Linked DNA regions of Homo sapiens: region 2 is linked to region 1. A link is an interaction called in ENCODE POLR2A ChIA-PET data of the cell type or tissue named here. Cell type or tissue: OCI-LY7. All regions are shown on one strand. Links, peaks and the distances in the headings refer to the core of each region. The heading gives the core; the rest is flanking DNA.

Region 1 (2,814 bases), core at 5-2,504:
CAAGCTGGATAAAGCTTAGTGCTAATCTCAGAGGTGACAGAGAGGGAGTCTCATGATGCCTGAGATAATTTCTGGCCATTAGTGGTGTTCACGTTACAGTTACATTACAATTTGAAATGAAAGATGTTTAACCTTTTTTTTACAGAATACTCTAAAATAGCGATAATAACACATCATTTGTCTATCTGATACAACTTCATAATATTTATAGATACTTTTGACCCTATAACATATTATCCCTATTGAATTCTTTCTGCCAGATCACTAGACTTAAAAAAAAAAAAAAAAAAAAAAAAAAAAGATTTAGAAAATAAATCTGGTTTGATTTGGGAGAAGCTAGAAAGTAAATGACCCCTACCTGTGAGAGGCTCCACTGGGGCTGCTGAGCTTGCGGCAGGCCAAACTTACTCTGGGGTGCACCCATTTGTCCCACCATTCCTCCTTGGGGGCCAACAACGTTCTGAGGAAGTGGCATCACACCAGTTTGTGCATTTCCCATAAACCCATTGGGCATGGGCATGCCCACCATCATGCTTGGACTCTGTCCCATCACATTTCCTATAAGGCCAGGAGCTGCAGGCACAGGCACGCCCATCGATGGAAAGCCCTGAAATGCAGCTGGTGCTTGTGAGGTAAATGGTATATTTGTGGGTCCCATAAATACACCTGCACCACAAAAAGAAAATGAATGAAGACAGAGCTATCACGTGTAGTTGCACTCATCTCTATAATCACAGAAAAATTGCCTTTCTGAACTACTCACAGCAAACATTTTAATTCCAGTTTGGCTGCTCCTACTACTCAGACCAACCCACACCTAAACCCTGAGAGCTGGTTGTTTCTAGGATGCAGACAAATCAGTTATTAACCTGAGTAAATTTAATTAAGAAATGTAAATCATATGCAACAGCCACACAAAATATCTTCCACTGTGAAGACCAAACTATGTAGCATGACATCATACACTGTTTTATTGCTGATTTGTACCACTGGTCCCCCAGTACGAAACAGGGAAGTGAGAGCTGACTATATCTCGCTTCAATAGGTGTAGTGGGCTGCCCAACAATTTTAGCTCACATGTGAAATGCAGCTCATTATTTTAAAGGAAATGGTGTGAAAGATTAAAACTCTGTAAACAATAAGGCTTATGCTAATATTTTGTTATGATTACAAAAAAATTCATAGATTTTTTTTAATCCATGTGGTAACTCAAGACTGTTTACCTGCAGAGAAAATACACTGTACGCAGTCATAAACTTCATGCAAATCGTTTCAATAATTCATCAAAGATAATCCATGTTCTATAAGCTTGTGAAACAACATTTAGTGATCTATGAACAGCTTGTTAATTCCAAATAAAGTTCTGTGAATCCTGTACATGCCTCTTAATTTTTTAATTCTAATGCTCATTCATTTCGGCTTCATAGTTGTATAAACTGCAACAACAAAAGCACTCACTACATGGAACAATAAAAGATATATAATTGATCTTATTATATAATTACAAAGGATGTACTTCTAGTAATGTCACTGAAAGCAGATATCAAAATTCATTACCAGGAGTACTTTGCTGTTGAATGGTTCCTGTGCCATACAGAGATAAGATGGAGTCTTTGGAAAGTTGTTTCTTTGCCACTTCTTCTGATTTTGTAGTTTGCTCAGTGAATAAATCTAGATCCCCAGATGTTACTGTAGACAGGGTTGCAGCTGCTGGTGCAGAGGGTGTCCCCTGAGACAAACACCAAAATAAGCTATCAAATTCTGCATAGTAAAGCGCAGCTTATCCATTACTTAAAATCCAAATAAAGTTATAAAATTAGATAGGAATCAAACAATTGTAGAAGGTAAAATGGTGCCATTCAAGAGGATCACTTACAAGCCCAAGCCCATATAAAAACATCTACAATCAAGACAGTACTTCTTAATTTGAATCTGTTAATGTAGGTAGACTGAAGCATTTTCACAGTAAGTTGCATTTACTACCTAAGGTGACACCAAGTTTTTGCTCATCAAATCCTGGGGCTCAACAATAGTTAGAGATGAGAGGACCACCACTCCATAGCAACTACTGCTTCAAGAAACTGGTATCCTTTGGAATAAAGAACATTTCTACAACTACAACAGACTGTAAGAGGATTTGCAATGGCTACTTAAAAGGTTTTATCTTTTCAAAACCTGTATCATAGGATTTTTATACATCTAATCAGTTTTAACTACAATATTAGACTGCTTCTAATCTATCCAGAAATGAAGGTACAGCAAAACTTTGACCATCTATTGTCTGAACATATCCTGCCCTTCACTTTTGGACAAGGGGGCAAATGAACACAAATACAAATAAACATGTAGATATTTAATATAAAATATTCTCAATCTCATATCTTGCACACACTATTATACAATCACAACTGCTAACCTTAATCATCTCCGTAGTCACTAAACATTAAATCACATTCACATGTTATATGGACTTGTTTTGAATATGAAGAGAGTTTCAAAGAATTCTATGAAGACTAGTAAAAGCTGGCTGATCCTTCTCAAACTACAGAATAAGGTGAGTTGCAAGTGGAAATTAAATTCAAACATTTAATGTCCTCCTAGAACACCATGCAATAAGTTACCATCCAAACATTGTACTTATAAACTACACAGTATTTTGAATCTTATGACTAAGCAAGAATTGTAAGCGACAAAAAGCCGCTTAATTTTCCAAAAATTCAAATATGTAAGAAATTAGATATCATGGAATACTAAATATCACAATACCCCTGAATAAAATATATCTAAGCTACCAATGAAGCAGCAGCAGATCAT
Region 2 (2,814 bases), core at 243-2,742, 130 kb after region 1:
GATAGCTAAGACCTTGAGCCATCTGGGTTACTGCTGCCAAAACTGCTAAGGGAGCATTTTTAGAGGAAACTACCATCTTACTAAATAAGTAAGACATTATTCATCATATTTCCAAATATACTGTCTGGTTTAATCCTAACAAATATGCAAAGTAGGTAATATTACCACTCCATTTTAAAGATTGAGAAATTTAGGCTCAAAACATAAAGAAAAAATGGAGAGCCAGCTGAGACCATGACAGAGGCAAATCTCCAAATGCAACTGTGAATACTGTGTCTCCTACTATGGTAATTCCATCATTCCAAACGAAATTCCCTTATACTGGCTGGGGGATTTTACTCTACTTTGTCAGCTTTTCGAAATGCTAAGTCACTTCCGTTGAGGCTAATGATATAGGTTTAGAGATGCAAATTATCTATTCATCTCTCCAGAACTATCAATCCTTCTAAAATTATTATAAGTTTGCTTTATTTCTTTCCTCATAATACCCAAGATAAAAAGAAGTAAGAATTGGATTTGGTTTGGTTTTATTTGTTGGAGAGGGAAACTGCAAAGGGTAGAGAATTTTGCCCAAGGAGGAACAGAAGAGGAGGGCAAAATCAACTGAGATGTAAACGTTAATTCTTGAGGCAGCATCATAGTAGTGGATGCCCAGGGAAAGAGACACACACCAAACTCAAAGATCTCAAAGAGAAACTACATATGTCAAAATATTATCCAGGATCAGGCAGGAAACAAGGAACAAACCCTTCTCTTTCCATACCACAGGCCCTTTGTTCTTTACGCAAGAGCACTGACTAGCCCTTCACTGCTCATGGTCAGCTATACTATGGGTCGGGTATGTTTGTGAACTACCAGGAAAACCAGGAAACAAGCCATAAAAACAAGTTTTCCCTCACGCCTGTAATCCCAGCACTTAGGGAGGCCGAGGCGGGTAGATCACGAGGTCAGGAGATCAAGACCATCCTGGTTAACACGGTGAAACCCCGTCTCTACTAAAAATACAAAAAATTAGCCGGGTGTGGTAGCAGGCGCCTGTAGTCCCAGCTACTCGGGAGACTGAGGCAGGAGAATAATGTGAACCCGGGAGGCAGAGCTTGCAGTGAGCCGAGATCACGCCACTGCACTCCAGCCTGGGCGACAGAGCGAGACTCCGTCTCAAAAAAAAAAAAAAAAAAAAAAAAAAAAAAAAAAAAAAAAACACTGGTTAATTTAGGATATGGAGTCTGAGCAAATACACAGAAATGCCAGCTAAGAAGCCACTGACTCAGACACTACCATATTTAAAAGATTTCACATTTCAACCCAAAAGTTTAAATAGAAGTTTCATAAATAGTATTTGGACAAAAGTTATTTTACATTTCCAAAAGGTTTCTCCTAGCAAATACACTCAATAGAATGTTTGGGAGTTTCTTAATATTAAACATATTTCATTATATAATATTTTATTAAGAAAAAAGTTCTTTAAAATATTCCTTTTTAAGTAATCTTAAAGCTACTAACATATTTTGCTATGACCTAGTCACCTGTGGTTATCTGTGTCACGTTCATGTTTTCCTGTAAAGAAGCCTCGGCAATGCTAAAAGATGACATGTAGGTATAACATTTTACAACTAGACTTCCTGCAAAACCTTTATAAACTTCAAAAGAGTTTAGAAGAAAGTTTCCACATACTATTGCTGATTAGAAGAAAGTTTCCACATACTATTTAATTAATCATTTCCTAAAATGAAGCATTAATGGAAGGCAAGTGATTGTGATCACTCAAAAAAATAAGTTCACAGAACATTTCCTATCTTGACCGGGTGCAGTGGCTCACGCCTGTAATCCCAGCACTCTGGGAGGCCGAGGCAGGCGGATCACCTGAGGTCAGGAGTTCAAGACCAGCCTGGCCAACATGATGAAACCCCTTCTCTACTAAAAATACAAAAATTAGCTGAGCATGTGGCAGGCGTCTGTAGTCCCAGCTACTTGGGAGGCTGAGGCAGGAGAATTGCTTGAACCCAGGAGGCAAAGGTTGCAGTGAGCCAAGATCACAACACTGCACTCCAGCCTGGGTGACATGATTGAAATTCCATTTCAAAAAAAAAGGAACATTTCCTATCTTAAAAAAAGAAAAAAAACAAAAAAACAACAACAACAACAAAAAAAAAACCTTAAATACCCCAGCAAGTACAAACATTACCCATAAAAATGGACATAGTTAATTCTTCTAAAATTTGTCTGAAACAAGACTGACATTAAATAATAAGAAAACATTTTCATTTTATTAAAAAACAAAAGAATTGATATTTAACTCATTGCAATCTTTTTTTTTCAATATACTTGGTAAGAAAATTGTGTAGAACCAAGCAAACCAATAACATAATAGAAAATAAAACCTTTGAAAGAAAAGTTCTAAAATAAGTTATTTTAAAGCTCCCCTACTCAGAAAGACAGCACCTAAGTTGTAGTATTTAAATAATTCCCTCGGAATTGCTATTTTTTTAGGAAAAAAATAATCTGTCACATTCAAACTCAGAATAGCAGCACATGCATTCACCTCACAAAGATTTACCAAGAGTCTACTACATCAACACACTGTTAAGGGCTCTGGGGATATAGTAGTAAACTAAACAGATAAACTCCAGCCATCATGGAACTTATACTCCTATGGAAGGCAGTATACAATAAGCAAACATGTGAAAGTAATAGTGTATCAGTGTGGTGAATTTTATGGAGAAAATGGATAGGGAGTACAGGTGAGAAAGGGGGAGGGAAAGGTAGTCATCATTTGGTCAGGGAAGTTCTATTTGACCAGTGATCTGAAGGAGT

Evidence for each region. ChIA-PET counts read pairs that join two places held together with the same protein. Peaks named below come from ENCODE experiments on the same cell type or tissue, not always from the same donor. Only the 100,000 strongest peaks of a DNase experiment are listed, where the experiment ranks them.
Region 2: POLR2A ChIA-PET joins it to region 1 with 6 read pairs; 3 of 35 experiments call an interaction of 5 or more read pairs at or near these places.

Annotation. Positions count from the first base shown.
Region 1 is chr6:70,855,774-70,858,587 of GRCh38, reverse strand. SMAP1 (small ArfGAP 1) reads right to left here. Exons shown (of 11, transcript NM_001044305.3): 9 at 1,558-1,729; 10 at 359-666. B3GAT2 (beta-1,3-glucuronyltransferase 2) reads left to right here. Exons shown (of 4, transcript NM_080742.3): 4 at 1-1,909. Among named protein-coding and RNA genes, the nearest start is that of B3GAT2, 100 kb to the left of the region's middle. RefSeq lists a silencer at 936-1,085. In OCI-LY7, for the core only: no CTCF peak of the experiment used is centred there; DNase peaks (open chromatin) are centred at 637 and 1,017; H3K4me3 peaks cover 1,023 bases; H3K27ac peaks cover 1,652 bases.
Region 2 is chr6:70,723,481-70,726,294 of GRCh38, reverse strand. All of the region lies in intron 1 of SMAP1 (small ArfGAP 1), which reads right to left. Among named protein-coding and RNA genes, the nearest start is that of SMAP1, 57 kb to the right of the region's middle. In OCI-LY7, for the core only: no CTCF peak of the experiment used is centred there; no DNase peak of the experiment used is centred there.